2 separate regions of the Homo sapiens genome follow, and region 2 is linked to region 1. A link is a loop called in an ENCODE intact Hi-C map of the cell type or tissue named here. Cell type or tissue: B cell. All regions are shown on one strand. Links, peaks and the distances in the headings refer to the core of each region. The heading gives the core; the rest is flanking DNA.

Region 1 (8,419 bases), core at 1,445-6,444:
GGAGGTGGAGGTTGCAGTGAGCCCAGATCGCGCCATTGCACTCCAGCCTGGGTCACAGGGCAAGACTTTGTCTCAAAAAAAAAGAAAAAGAAAGAAATTAACCATCATGTTAGTTAATTCCAATTATGGTTCAATTTTACACCCCATTTATGGAATAAAAGTAAAGTTTATGGAGGCCGGGCACGGTGGCTCATGTCTGTAATCCCAGCATTTTGGGAGGCCGAGGCGGGCAGATCACCTAAGGTCAGGAGATCGAGACCATTCTGGCTAACACGGTGAAACCCCGTCTCTACTAAAAAATACAAAAAAAATTAGCCAGGCGTGGTGGCAGGTGCCTGTAGTCCCAGCTACTCGGGAGGCTGAGGTAGGAGAATGGCGTGAACCCGGGAGGCAGAGCTTGCAGTGAGCCGAGATCGCGCCACTGCACTCCAGCCTGGGTGACAGAGCGAGACTCCGTATCAAAAAAAAAAAAAAAAAAAAAGTAAAGCTTATGGAAAGTTATTCTGATGAAAGTGAAACATCTGGCATTATTGAGAAAACCATTATCAACTCATTGAAAAAGTAAACATTTAGTATAAATATTTTTGTGATGATTGTTTTTCATAGAAATACAAATTTTGGCGGAGCACAGCACCATGGTTAAAAACAGACTTCTTAATAAAGAAATTTCTAGAGAAGAAATACAGTTGGACTTGGTTGTGGCGCACAAATAATTCATAATTGTGTTCAAACAAGTCGATTACAAAATTGTTTCTGGCTGGGTGCAGTGGTTCATGCCTGTAATCCCACCACTTTGGGAGGCCGAGGCAGGCGGATCACCTGAGGTCAGGAGTTCGAGACCAGCCTGATCAATATGGTGAAACCCTGTCTCTATTAAAGATACAAAAATTAGCCGGGTGTGGTGGCGTGCAACTGTAGTCCCAGCTATTCGGGAGGCTGAGAAAGGAGAATTGCTTGAACCTGGAAGGCAGAGGTTGCAGTGAGCTGAGATCACACCGCTGGACTCCAGCCTGGGTGACAGAGCAAGACTCCATCTCAAAAAAAAAAAAATTGTTTCTGGAAAGGCATCGGGAAGAGGAATCTTAGGTTACACTCATGCTTTCCTTATTTCTTCCTGCATGCAGATATTCCAGTAAAGAACAGTGACATACCTAGCATATAGGACGTCCAGAGTAGATAATTTTTTAACATTTTTCACCTCTATGACAAAATCATTTTCAATAATAATCATATAATAATTAGGAATAATTATTTTCTTGCTTTTGTCTGTAGTGGGAAAACAATATTTTAGAAGAATACATTTCCACTTTAAATATAATGTGGAAATTCAGTAAACCATTTCATATGTGAACCAGATTTTCACTTACCAAGAAAAAGTCTTACATCTTGCAGATTGCAGTGTTTGCTGTTTTCCATTTTAAATACAAATAAAAAGTCCAAATTGTCACACAGAATGACAAGATTGAAAGAACAGTACTGTTTCTTTGTTTTTACAATCATCTGGCTATCATTATTTGTTTCAAATCCACTATTAAAATACAGGAGTATCTGGTACTGCAGGATTTGGAGAAAGGAACTGCAAGCCAGAGGCAAGCTGGAAGGATTCTGAATTGTTGGGTACCTAATTTAGAAACAAATTTGAGTAGCTGAGACCACATGTGTCAGGGGACGAATATATAACCGGAAGTTCTCTGAATTAACTTCCTGATAGAACACAATGTTTGTTAAAAGGATAAGTAATGAAAATGTTCTAATATGAATTTCAAGTTCTATGCCAAATAGAAATGCATTCATATATTCACCAAAAGATATGTACAAAATGTTCATAGTAGCATTATTTCTAATAGCCCAAACCTGGAAACTGCCCAAATGTCCATCAACAGGGGAATGGATAAGAAGTCTTAGAGGCAGGCTGGGCGTGGTGGCTCACATCTGTAATCTCACCACTTTGGGAAGCCAAAATGGGCGGATCACCTGGGGTCAGGAGTTCAAGACCAGCCTGGCCAACATGGTGAAACCCCATTTTCTACTAAAAATACAAACATTAGCCAGGTCTGGTGTCACACGCCTGTAGTCCCAGCTACTCGGGAAGCTGAGGCAGGAGAATTGCTTGAACCCGGGAGGCAGAGGTTGCAGTGAGCTGAGATCATTCAACTGCACTCCAGCAGAGCAGCAGAGCGAGACTCTGTCTCAAAAAAAAAAAAAAAAGTCTTAGAGGCTAGAAGAAAGTGAACTGTTTAAGGCAAAATTATTATGGAACACGTAACATTGGTATCATCATGTATTGAGCCAAGCTCTATGCTAGGCACTTTTGCATATATTATTTTGTTTAATCTTCACCACACTCTGTGACAGAGATATTAACCTCATTTGACGTATAAGAAACCAAGCACGCAGGGACCAAGGATCTTGCCCAAAGTCAAAATGCTATAATAGTGGGGAACCCAGGATTTGAACTCAGTCCAAAGCCCATACATCCCTTTTCCATTACAGCCTGCTGCCTCTCCAGGATAAAGAGGGAAGACAGGGAAAGTAGGGAAGTATGGACTTCACAAATTCATACATGCTAAAATTATAACAGCTACTGTTTCTTGAGCACCTATTATGTGGCAAATACTATATGAGGTACTTTACATAAATGATTTTTAGAATTCTCGTAAAACTCTTCATGGCAGTAGTTATTATTCTCTCTCTCTCTCTTTTTCTTTTTTCTTGAGACAGGATATTTCTCTGTTGCCCAGGCTGGAGTGCAGTGGCACAGTCTTGGCTCACTGCAGCCTGGACCTCCTGGGCTCAAGCCATCCTCCCACCTCAGCCTCCCAAGTAGCTGGGGCTACAGGCACATGGCCACCAGGCCCAGATAATTTTTCATTTTTGTAGAGACTGAGTCTCACCATGTTACCCAGGTTTATTATTCTCATTTTTTAGATGAAGAGACTGAGGTCCAGAGAAGCTCAATGACTTGCCTAGTTTTACAAATCTCCTGCCATCACATACCCCTCAGCGTCCTTAATAAGAGGGAGGCCACCAACTATGTGCTGGGCACTGTGGTGGATGCTGGAGCTATAGGGTTGAGTATATAAGAAATGGTGTTGCTGGAGCAACTGTTGCTTGCTTACCTGACCTATCTGAGAATTAATTAGCAGGGGAACATATTTTTGTTTTCAGATTCAATATAAGAACTTGTGTGGGCAAAAATAAAGATCAGTAGTAATAACAGTAGTTCCCATTTGCTGACTGTACTGTCCTAAGTGCATATATATATACATACACACACGCATACCTATACTCCTCTAATACTCAAAATGATCCTGTTTATGTATTGTTAATATGCTCATTTTATTTTTAAATTTTTATTTATTTTTATTTTTATTTATTTTTGAGACGGAGTCTCATTCTGTCGCGGAGGCTGAAGTGCAGTGGTGCGATCTCAGCTCAGTGCGACCTCCGCCTCCCGGGTTCAAGTGATTCTCCTGCCTCAGCCTCCGGACTAGCTGGGATTACAGGCGCCCGCCTCCACGCCCAGCTAATTTTTGTATTTTTAGTAGAGATGGGGTTTCGCCATGTTGGCCAGGCTGGTCTCGTACTCCTGACCTTGAGTGATCCACCTGCCTCGGCCTCCCAAAGTGCTGGGATTACAGGCATGAGCCACCGCGCCGGGCTAATATGCTCATTTTAGTGAGGCAAAAATAGAGGCTCAGAGTCTGATTTGTACAAAACTACAGAGCAGTTAAGTGTCCTCTCAGATGTGTACCCTGATCTGGGTGACTCTAGGACTCTAGGTCTCAACTGTTACAACCAGTTAAGGGTTTGGGGAAGCACTGGGCCAAGAGTCAGGAAAATGGAAGCCACAGGTAGTGCAAGGTCTTGGGAATGGGACGTCTGGTCCAAGGATTCACGCGATGACTGGAACCCGAAGAGCCGGGGCCCGGTTTACGGCCGCCATGAAGCAACGCGCGCCGGTAGGTTTGGGAATCAGGGAGCCCTCTGAATAGGAGACTGAGTTGGGAGGGAAAGGGGCTTCGCTGGGGGAGCCTCGGCTTCTTCTGGGAGAAAATTCCCACGGCTACCTAGTGAGCCTGCAAACTGGTAGGCGCCGGCGTAGGCGCGCGGGCGGGGCCGGGGGCGGGGCCTGCGGGGCGTGGCGGGGCGGGCAGAGGGCGGGGCCTGCTTCTCCTCAGCTTCAGGCGGCTGCGACGAGCCCTCAGGCGAACCTCTCGGCTTTCCCGCGCGGCGCCGCCTCTTGCTGCGCCTCCGCCTCCTCCTCTGCTCCGCCACCGGCTTCCTCCTCCTGAGCAGTCAGCCCGCGCGCCGGCCGGCTCCGTTATGGCGACCCGCAGCCCTGGCGTCGTGGTGAGCAGCTCGGCCTGCCGGCCCTGGCCGGTTCAGGCCCACGCGGCAGGTGGCGGCCGGGCCCTGAGGCGCGGGATCCGCAGTGCGGGCTCGGGCGGCCGGGCCCAGGGAACCCCGCAGGCGGGGGCGGCCAGTTTCCCGGGTTCGGCTTTACGTCACGCGAGGGCGGCAGGGAGGACGGAATGGCGGGGTTTGGGGTGGGTCCCTCCTCGGGGGAGCCCTGGGAAAAGAGGACTGCGTGTGGGAAGAGAAGGTGGAAATGGCGTTTTGGTTGACATGTGCCGCCTGCGAGCGTGCTGCGGGGAGGGGCCGAGGGCAGATTCGGGAATGATGGCGCGGGGTGGGGGCGTGGGGGCTTTCTCGGGAGAGGCCCTTCCCTGGAAGTTTGGGGTGCGATGGTGAGGTTCTCGGGGCACCTCTGGAGGGGCCTCGGCACGGAAAGCGACCACCTGGGAGGGCGTGTGGGGACCAGGTTTTGCCTTTAGTTTTGCACACACTGTAGTTCATCTTTATGGAGATGCTCATGGCCTCATTGAAGCCCCACTACAGCTCTGGTAGCGGTAACCATGCGTATTTGACACACGAAGGAACTAGGGAAAAGGCATTAGGTCATTTCAAGCCGAAATTCACATGTGCTAGAATCCAGATTCCATGCTGACCGATGCCCCAGGATATAGAAAATGAGAATCTGGTCCTTACCTTCAAGAACATTCTTAACCGTAATCAGCCTCTGGTATCTTAGCTCCACCCTCACTGGTTTTTTCTTGTTTGTTGAACCGGCCAAGCTGCTGGCCTCCCTCCTCAACCGTTCTGATCATGCTTGCTAAAATAGTCAAAACCCCGGCCAGTTAAATATGCTTTAGCCTGCTTTATTATGATTATTTTTGTTGTTTTGGCAATGACCTGGTTACCTGTTGTTTCTCCCACTAAAACTTTTTAAGGGCAGGAATCACCGCCGTAACTCTAGCACTTAGCACAGTACTTGGCTTGTAAGAGGTCCTCGATGATGGTTTGTTGAATGAATACATTAAATAATTAACCACTTGAACCCTAAGAAAGAAGCGATTCTATTTCATATTAGGCATTGTAATGACTTAAGGTAAAGAGCAGTGCTATTAACGGAGTCTAACTGGGAATCCAGCTTGTTTGGGCTATTTACTAGTTGTGTGGCTGTGGGCAACTTACTTCACCTCTCTGGGCTTAAGTCATTTTATGTATATCTGAGGTGCTGGCTACCTCTTGGAGTTATTGAGAGGATTATAAGACAGTCTATGTGAATCAGCAACCCTTGCATGGCCCCTGGCGGGGAACAGTAATAATAGCCATCATCATGTTTACTTACATAGTCCTAATTAGTCTTCAAAACAGCCCTGTAGCAATGGTATGATTATTACCATTTTACAGATGAGGAACCTTTGAAGCCTCAGAGAGGCTAACAGACATACCCTAGGTCATACAGTTATTAAGAGAAGGAGCTCTGTCTCGAACCTAGCTCTCTCTCTCTCGAGTAATACCAGTTAAAAAATAGGCTACAAATAGGTACTCAAAAAAATGGTAGTGGCTGTTGTTTTTATTCAGTTGCTGAGGAAAAAATGTTGATTTTTCATCTCTAAACATCAACTTACTTAATTCTGCCAATTTCTTTTTTTTGAGACAGGGTCTCACTCTGTCACCTAGGATGGAGTGCAGTGGCACAATCACTGCTCACTGCAGCCTCGACTTCCCGGGCTCGGGTGATTCTCCCCAGGCTCAGGGGATTCTCCCACTTCAGCCTCCCAAGTAGCTGGGACTACAGGTGCGCACCACCATCCCTGGCTAATATTTGTACTTTATTTTATTTATTTATTTATTTATTTTTTGAGATGGAGTTTCGCTCTTGTTGCCCGGGCTGGAGTACAGTGGCATGATCTCGGCTCAGTGCAACCTCTGCCTCCCGGGTTCAAGCGATTCTCCTACCTCATCCCCCTGAGTAGCTGGGATTACAGGCGCCTGCCACCATGCCTGGCTAATTTTTTGTATTTTTAATAGAGACGAGGTTTCACCATGTTGGCCAGGCTACTCTCGAACTCCTGATCTCAGGTGATCCACCCGCCTTGGCCTCCCAAAGTGCTGGGATTACAGGCGTGAGCCACTGCGCCCGGCCTAATATTTGTATTTTTTGTAGAGATGGTGTTTTGCCATGTTGTCCAGGCTGGTCTTGAACTCCTGAGCTCAAGCGATCTGCCCGCCTCTGCTTCCCAAAGTGCTGGGATTACAGGCATGAGCCACCGTGCCTGGCCTAGGTAGACGCTTTTAGCTTTGGGGTGTGATGCCTGCCCCAGTATATAGTGAATTTAATTATTGCTAGAGCTGGCTGTTTGTTAGTTTTCTTTGAACATAAGATACTCATTGTTTTTAGTTTGCAAATCCCTCTTCCTTTTTAAAAAATTTCTTTCCCTTAAATTGTTTGCATGTTAGCAATAACAAATGCTTAAATGGTGCTATGTGCTAGATACTCTTCTAAGCCCTGTTATGTATATTAACTAATTTTTTAAATTACACAAATCAGAGAGGTTAAGTAACTTGCCCAAGATTACCCAACAATACTAGGATTTGAACCTAAGTTTGTCTCACCCCAGATTCTGCTCTTAATCTCTAAACTTTTAAGTTAGTAGTGACAATAGTAGGTATTTATTGAATACTTAACTATGTTTTAGGCGTTGAAGTAAATATTTTGCAGGCATTATCTAATGTAAACACCCTAAAGTTACATAACAGGTACCCTTTAGGTAAATAAACACTAGTATGACCTTGGAGGCACAGATAGTTGAAGTAACTTGCCCAATATCACTTACATGAAATTGGCCCTCAAATGTGTCTGATACAACCCATGCTGCTTGTAACTATCGTTTTAAACTGCCAGGGTAAACTTGGACACACTTGAGCTAAGAAAAAGCTTTTAGATTTTTGCAAATTAATGTGAAAGATATGCTTTATGTGGATATAATATCTTCTAAATTTCGGGGATGGTAGTCCTAGAAATGTAATCCTGCCCTAGCCGAGCTTACCCTGCCAATAATTTTTTACAGAATTGGTAAAACGGAGCACCTTTTTTTTGTCCTTGGCCACACTGTTATCAACAGGGTGTAGATTGACATCAATCTGTAGGTGTAAACCAGAATTACTCTTTGTGACCACCAGGAAATAGAGCAGTTCAGTTCAGGGGTTTCTTTCTGTGAATTTAGCACTGTGACCTGCATACTACAAGTCTACTTTGTTTTCTATCCATTGTTTGTATCTGGGTATTGCAAAAGGTAGGAAAAGGACCAACCAGATCAGCAGAGAAGAGTTGCCTTGGAGTTTTCTTTTAGTTTTCTGCAGTTCATTAGATAGTAACTAGGCCATGTCATTTTACTCCCTTGTAGTGAAGATATGTTGAAGTTGTACTGGTATACTCTTCTACCTTTCTGTAATTTTATATTGTGTAGACTTGATAAAATTTATGTGTCAATCACCACCATTAATATCAATATTGAGCCTCAATTCTTATTTTTCTGCCCAGTGGCTGCCAAATTACTAACATTTACAATAATTCACTACTACTAAGATAATCTACTAGTTCGATCACATACTTCAAATTGTTATGGAACTACTGTCTTCAGCATTGTGCTTCTGATAACTGATAAGTATAATTTTTTTTTTGTCCAGAGTGAACATGTCTATTCTTCCACTGTACACACTAATAAAAGGAAAAATTGTAATATTGGGTAAATTCATGTCCTTACACATGTAGTAGTTATGAGCCCATGTCCCTAGAATGAGTAATAATTTATCCCTCCCTTGGTTGAATAGTCAAGAATGCTGATTTTAATTCTTCTAACAGCTTTATCCCTCAGAAGGGAAGGCAAGCAAGTTATATATGTAGTTTATTTGTAAGACTGATATGAAATTGGAAGATGAATCTACTATTAGCTTTAATTATTTTTACATTTAGGAATATTGCATCAGTAACTCATAATTTTGGTTTTCTGTTATCCTGAGTTAACACAAATTATCCAAGGAGATGGCGGATCATCTGCTTTGAGGT
Region 2 (6,565 bases), core at 33-5,032, 290 kb before region 1:
AATAACACTGGCAACTGCAAAAAGTCCAATTCTTATGTATAAGCAGATTTTGGACTCCCCCTCTCCATCTAAGAAAATTTGATATCTGCATCTCAGTAATTTGCAGGCACATTCTATCCACCCTGATTTTATAAGAGGAGGACCTAGAGAAAGGAGCATGTAAAACCCAGGATGAGTATTCGAGTCTTCAGATCATTCAGAGCTTTTGGGCTCCATACGGAAAGTGACTGTTAGATTAAATGAATATTCCCAGCCCCCACCCCATTAATAGAAAATGAGAGAAATTTTAGAGCTGGTTTAAGAAACACAGCCTTACAGTCTTCACATAATGCACAGATGGCTGAGAGATGTCACATTTTGATCTATTTCAAAGGGCTCTACTTCTGTTTAAACATTTATGGACCCATTTTCTCCATTAAACCAAAGTAGGCAGATTAGCTCTTCTTCCCTTCATGTCATTATCTTCCATAAGAAAACCTTCTCCCATTTCCAAGTGCTTATTTTACCTAAGAACATACAGCAAGGAAGTGAGCCTCTATGTGAAAAAGGCTCACAGGGTCCCCTATCTCTTCCATGATGGGGTAACTTTTGTTTAAAAGAAAAACAAAAACGTTTGGGACAGAATCTGTAATACGTTAAACGAGTGAGGGAATTTTAAATGTTGAACTTTCGTCACGATATCTTATGCCACTAAATGAGTCTTTAGAAGTCTTTACAAACTAAACTGATTTATAAAACTTATACATCAATCTGGAATCAATTTTCTATTAGGGAAGAATGGATTTAGTATAGAAATGAGAAAAATAACATTTTTCCCCTTAAATTGGGTTTCTACACCTGTGAAGATTTCTTTTCCATTAAAAAAAAAATACTCCAAACTTGACTCAAAATGCATAGTATTTGCCAACCCAACCTGGCCAAACTGAGCCCCACAGCCATCAGACAGGGCGCCCTTCTAGTTACTACCTTTTGCTAATTAGCGGTTCATCTGGCATCCCTCGCGCACGCTGGGCAGTCACTCTCCAATCCCCTTAAATTGCAAATAATAATAATAATAATAAGGAAAAGAAAGAAAGAAGTCCTTCCCTGTACGCCTTTGTGGCTCCCTTTTGCCTCTTCCCGCGTCTCTCACACCCTTACCTAATGCTCCCGTTGAAGTCCGCGAGCAGCCCGCGCGTCCAGGGTGTGCTCCAGCTGCTCACACCACGCGCTCCAGTCCTCGTGCAGCCTCAGCCGCCGCCGAAATTAAAGAGAAAGAAACAAAGCATCATGGGAAACGGAGTTCTCCATTCAAAGCACCAAAAACGCGCCAAGCCCACGCCTCCCTCCCCCTCCATTCCCGGGTTGGTGGGATAGAAGCCAAGAGGGAGGGGAGTCCCTTTTTTCCCTCCACGTGCACCCCCTCATTTCACACCCTCACCACCAAAGTTTTCCAGGAACCTAAAGGTCAACGGTGGAGAAGAAAAGGGGAGTCGTTTCCCGCGCGCTGCCCGCTACCCCTCAACCGCACTCTGGTACTTTGCTTTTCTCAAGTCCCGCCCGCTCCGTCCCCTCCCACCCAACCAGTCAACTCTACCGGATCACAGCTGCCCCAACGAAGGGCTCCCTTCTTGCCCAGCCACCCGCTCGGGAAACCGCGCGCGGGACCCAGCTCCGGCCCGCCCCTCGCAGGTGGAGAGCGCGGGGATCCCGCACGGGCCGCCCTCTCCGGGTGTCCCCTCCACACGTATACCCAGTGTCCCAGCGCGCAGCTCGAGCGCTCCGGGGCCGGGTGCGAGCGCAGTCTCCCGCGGAGCCAGAAGGGGAAGAGAAGTGAGAAAAAGCGTCCACTAAATGGATCAAGGCCGCGAGCGCACATCTCACCCCAAAGCGCCCCTGTCCAGAGCGACGCGGGGCCACGAGCCTCCCTGCCACCACTTGAGGAGCGCTCCGTCCCCTTGGCCCTCTGTCCGTAGCTATATCCCTGGGAAAAGCCCGCCCCTCTGCCTTTAATAGCCCAAGGAAAAAAGCCCGCCCCCGCCCACCCGGCCCGCACAGGAATTAGGAAACGGAACCCCCACCCCGCCAAAGCGAAAACCCCACCGAGCCCCAGTTACCCACGGGCGGACCGCAGTCGGCATTTTCCCTTCTCTCTTCCCCCAAGCTGGAGTCCTTAATTAAAGGCGCGCCTGGGACAGCGGCCCAGGCAGAGGCCGTGGCCGGAGCCGGTGCGGGTGCCACCGGCATCCGGGCCAGGATGGCGCACTCACTACCACCTTGTCCCATCTCGCTCCCGCGGCGCTCGCCTCAGCCCCCCACCGGAGACAGACGACGAGGCCCACGGAGCCGTGGGACAGGGGTGTCCCCCACCCGGCGCGCGCATGCGCGCCACCTCGCCGCTAGATTGAAAGTGTTCCTAAGGCCCGAGGAGGGAAGAAATAGAAACACGACTTACTCTCTGCACATGTGAAAGTTTTAACCCCTAGCACCTTGTGCTACTGTTGGGAGGCTTTCGCCCTTGCCAGGCGCCCTCTTCACCCACTAAATCAGGGTTTCTTGGCAGGTATCGTTAACGGTAGCAGCCACCGAATACACGCGCAAATGTGCGGAAGATACGGTGCAATTATCTTGCTTTCTCCTCTCATTCCACCGCTAATGAGAACCAATTGAGGGCGGGCTGCTTCAAGGCCAAAGCCCGACAGCGCTCTGTAGAATAAAATGATGTCTTAGTTTAAGACGCACAATCAAAATGGAATTAAGCATACCAGACTTTGAACACCGGGCAAAATGAGAGACAACCGGGCTATATACCTTCTCCGCGTCCCTGGCGGACACAGGCGCAAGATGGGATTTGGGGAGCGTGCGGGGGTTGGGGGGGTGGGCGGGGGTGTGCAGGGTACGAGGTTACAAATCAGAGACCAGTGAGCACGCTGGGTCGGAGGAGGAAAGCCCTGGAAGGCAAGCGGGGGGCAAGGAAGGAGGGAAGGGGTGCAAAATGAAGCCGGACCCCTCCCTTTCCACCATTGTTACCAGGGTGATTGTGGCAGCCCAAAGCCCAGAAGAGGACAAGGGCGCCATGTGATTCTCAACCTGGTGCACTGGTGCACAGTAGTAGCTCAGGCAAACATTACAAAAGACTGGCCTCTCCCGCCCCTGGCCCGCGAAAGAGTCCAACCTGAACTGCCAGCGCCCCTCAGGAGTCAGCGGTGGATGCAACGAAAACCACAATCATTTCTCCAACGCGAGTCACTCGCACAGGTGGGCTTCCTCCCCTTTTTCATGCAACAGACCTTGCAGCCTACCCTGGCACGTCTGCGTGATACTTTCTGGAAACTACGCAGCCCGAAGTTTACTACCCAACCAGATCCCTCCTGTGAGATTGCACCGACTGCAATGCAACTTTCGACCTTTAATGGTAACGACTAGCAGTGGAAAGAAGAGGAGGGGGAGGGAAGAGAACTTAGACCCGACTTTAAGAAGCGTTGTATTAAAGCAAGATAAGAACAGTACCTTTGAGCTGGAGCAAAACCTGGAGTAAAAAAAAGGGTTTTTGCGAAAGTGGCGCGAAGATAATATCATGTGATCCGACCCCAGGGCGTCTCCTTCCCCTTTTGCCAAACTCCCCTCCCCTCGAAAAAAGGGGGGTTGGGGGAGCTACATCCGCTCCTCACAAACTATTAGCATAATTAATTGTGTCCTACAGCTGCAGCCAGAGCTCCCGGGTCAATGAGTAAACATATCCTCATCCTCTTCAACATCAGAACAAAAAAACCCATTACCCTGATTTTGGAAAATGTTCCCAAATAAATCTCATTATCTTCAAAAGTCTTTATTTGGTATTCGGAGTCTATGTGTCTTGGTTGGAGAGACAGAAGAAGGTTGGAAAAGATGAAATCATCCTATTAAAGGGAACAAGTAGAAGTAACTCCCCAAGAGTGACATATTTAAGTAAAGGTTTTCAAATGGAAATACCGTGTTGAGGGACTTCACTAGCTTAAAATTTTCCAAAAGTTTTAGCAGTTCATTAAACAAGACATCCTCCCAGTCTTCCTATTCGCCACCCCCCATCTCCCACCCCTCCTCCCAGTCCTCCTTCCCTTTAAAGCTAGAACAATACCCGGAATAAGGTATTTTGAGATTGCTTTACCAGGATATTTTCTTGTTCTTAATTTTTTTTAAGGGTTTGCAACATATAGAATGTCTGGATCAAGTTCCCAACTGGCGAAAATAATTTATTCCATCTCAGTACCTGTCTAGCACAAGGTAAAACTAACTAAGTACAAGATATAGGTTATGAGAAACTAGGACATTTTGATACACCAAATGATTTATTTTTGTCTCTTTCTTTTGGAAAAAAAATTTAATCATCGGCCAAAATACCTAGAGAATCAAAAAAATCTAAAGAACAAAGCATTTCACACACACCCCCCCCAAAAGTCAGAATAACTAACAGCTCAAAGAAAAGCACGTGATCCCTTCATGCTTTAAAACTTGTGGTCATGCTGAGGCTAAAAGCAAAGAGCTTGTGACCCCGCAACCCCGTCCCCTCCCCCAGACCACAGCCCAGGGCTTAAGGCTCCAGGCTCCCACCGGGCTCCTGCTCGCTCCCAGTATTGTGAGACAAACAATACTTAGGCATTCTGCAAAATAAAGGAGCCACAACTCCTATCCCCCAGTCACATCATTTATGACCAAACAGACTGGCCGGTGTGCGTATATACGCATGTATGTAAATATGATATAGAATACATGCCTACACGAAAGCCCAGATGTTCTGTCAGAATGTGTAAGAAAGGTATGGAAACTGGCCAAAGGGAGGGAGAACTTGTTATCTTTCGTGAGCCTAAGGATTCTCATCACAACTTTAAATTCTTGACACTATTTTGAGTTTATGATGGATTCAAAGAAAAACGGTGAATGCCCAGCAAAATATTCCCCTCAAAATAGACCCACTTTGAGCTTTCCTCTGCCTTGAAAAGGGGTGAAGGGATTCTTCTGTATTGACCTCTAGATTTAATTATGCCATATAAAGCAGCAATCTCAAGTAGTTTGGATTTGAACACCTTTAAGAATAAAATTGACATTTTACCCAGTTGAGAAATCATGTTACTTGATTTAGAAATAATATTAAGTGGCTTTGTTAAACCTAATGATTGGTATCTTAGAACAAAAAGGTCCCCATGGAAACCAGAAAGTAATTTAAGAGTATTATGTTCCTCACACAACTAGAATAGAGCTTTTGTTCTATGTGTATTTACTACTCTACATTTTTGAACTACACTTGCAATTAAGGTCTGTTACACTCTGGTTTTGCCCAGGATGAGAAGTTTAGTGTCCCACTGAAATATGTGTTTTGCTACATTTGTGTGTTTATGTTCATGTGCTCATGTGCATGCCCATGAGGCCTAAAACAAAGCCAGCAGATCAGAACACTCACTAAACAGAATGGAGGCGGAAGATCCCAAACAAAATATTTCAAATGCTATTTTGCTATTTGATCCTAGAGCAGGAACTGTGATTTCATTAGAAGTCTATCAAAACTGGTCTTCACTAACTTTATTTTTTAAACGAAGTATTCCTTCATTTGCAAACATTTCATAGTTTTTAGATGAATCAATCTTCTTTTGAATGCCAATCATACTAACACAAATCAGCCTGAAAAAATGAAATTTGAATTTTTTGGACCAGGCCTTAATTTGTTTATGAAAATTTATGTCAGCAGAACAAAGAGAAAAATTAGAGTCAGTAATGAATTTCTGAATCTTATTTCTTTTCAATAGCATATGCCAACATAAATCATGTAAATAAAATAAATACATCTTCAACTAAATAGCGTCCATGAGAATGAAATATCAATTTCAAAAGATTTGCCACTTGATAAGAAGCAGAAAATTTCACTAATTGAACATGCACAGTTAATATAACTTAGTTTAAAAAATGTAGAAAGTAAAAATATACTTATCCCAATCTCAAAGGATTTTATGAAGACCAAATGGCACCAGAAGGTGGATCAACTTTTCTGATATACAAATACGTTTAAAATACACATTTTACTAAATTTTACTTGTAAGTAAACCTTACTTTTACAAGCTGGTCTTTGCTAACTTTGATTTTTTAGAATAAGTGTCTATTTACAAACATTTCTTATCTCTAGTAATGATTTAATCTTATTTTAAATCAAAAGAGTAATCAAATTAAAATACAATTAAATTACATCTCACATAATTCAGCTGAAATATGTTGGTACTAGAACTTACAACATGGAGCTAATTTTGCTATTATGTGATGCCTTAAAATTACCTTGTTGTGTGGGTCTTTGCTTTTCTCAGTAGTATGTTAAAACACAATTTCCTCTCACTAACAACCATATTTTTTACATGTCAAATATTTTACATCAAAATATGTGTGCAAATATTGAAAAGATATAAGAATAACCTGCTTGCCATCAGTAGAAAAATTGTTTCTCAAATTAATTCTCCCACCTTGAGAATAGACTCAGTAGACATTAAAGTGATTCACTATTAAGATTAAATAGTGTTAAAGGTATTTTTACACTCTGTTTGAAACACTTTGATTTTCCTGTTTA

Evidence for each region. Peaks named below come from ENCODE experiments on the same cell type or tissue, not always from the same donor. Only the 100,000 strongest peaks of a DNase experiment are listed, where the experiment ranks them.
Region 2: it touches region 1 in a loop (7-fold over the local background); 1 of 110 quality-filtered maps calls a loop at or near these places.

What each region holds. Positions count from the first base shown.
Region 1 is chrX:134,455,986-134,464,404 of GRCh38, forward strand. HPRT1 (hypoxanthine phosphoribosyltransferase 1) reads left to right here and starts at 4,180. Exons shown (of 9, transcript NM_000194.3): 1 at 4,180-4,353. The coding sequence starts at 4,327. RefSeq lists silencers at 4,052-4,171, 4,272-4,451. In B cell, for the core only: no CTCF peak of the experiment used is centred there; a DNase peak (open chromatin) is centred at 4,236; H3K4me3 peaks cover 1,353 bases; H3K27ac peaks cover 560 bases.
Region 2 is chrX:134,170,529-134,177,093 of GRCh38, forward strand. It overlaps MIR106AHG (miR-106a-363 cluster host gene), which reads right to left and starts at 3,560. Exons shown (of 2, transcript XR_007068340.1): 1 at 1,141-3,560. RefSeq lists an enhancer at 1,625-2,432 and a silencer at 4,391-4,685. In B cell, for the core only: no CTCF peak of the experiment used is centred there; DNase peaks (open chromatin) are centred at 1,493, 1,643, 2,283, 3,563 and 1 weaker place; H3K4me3 peaks cover 2,625 bases.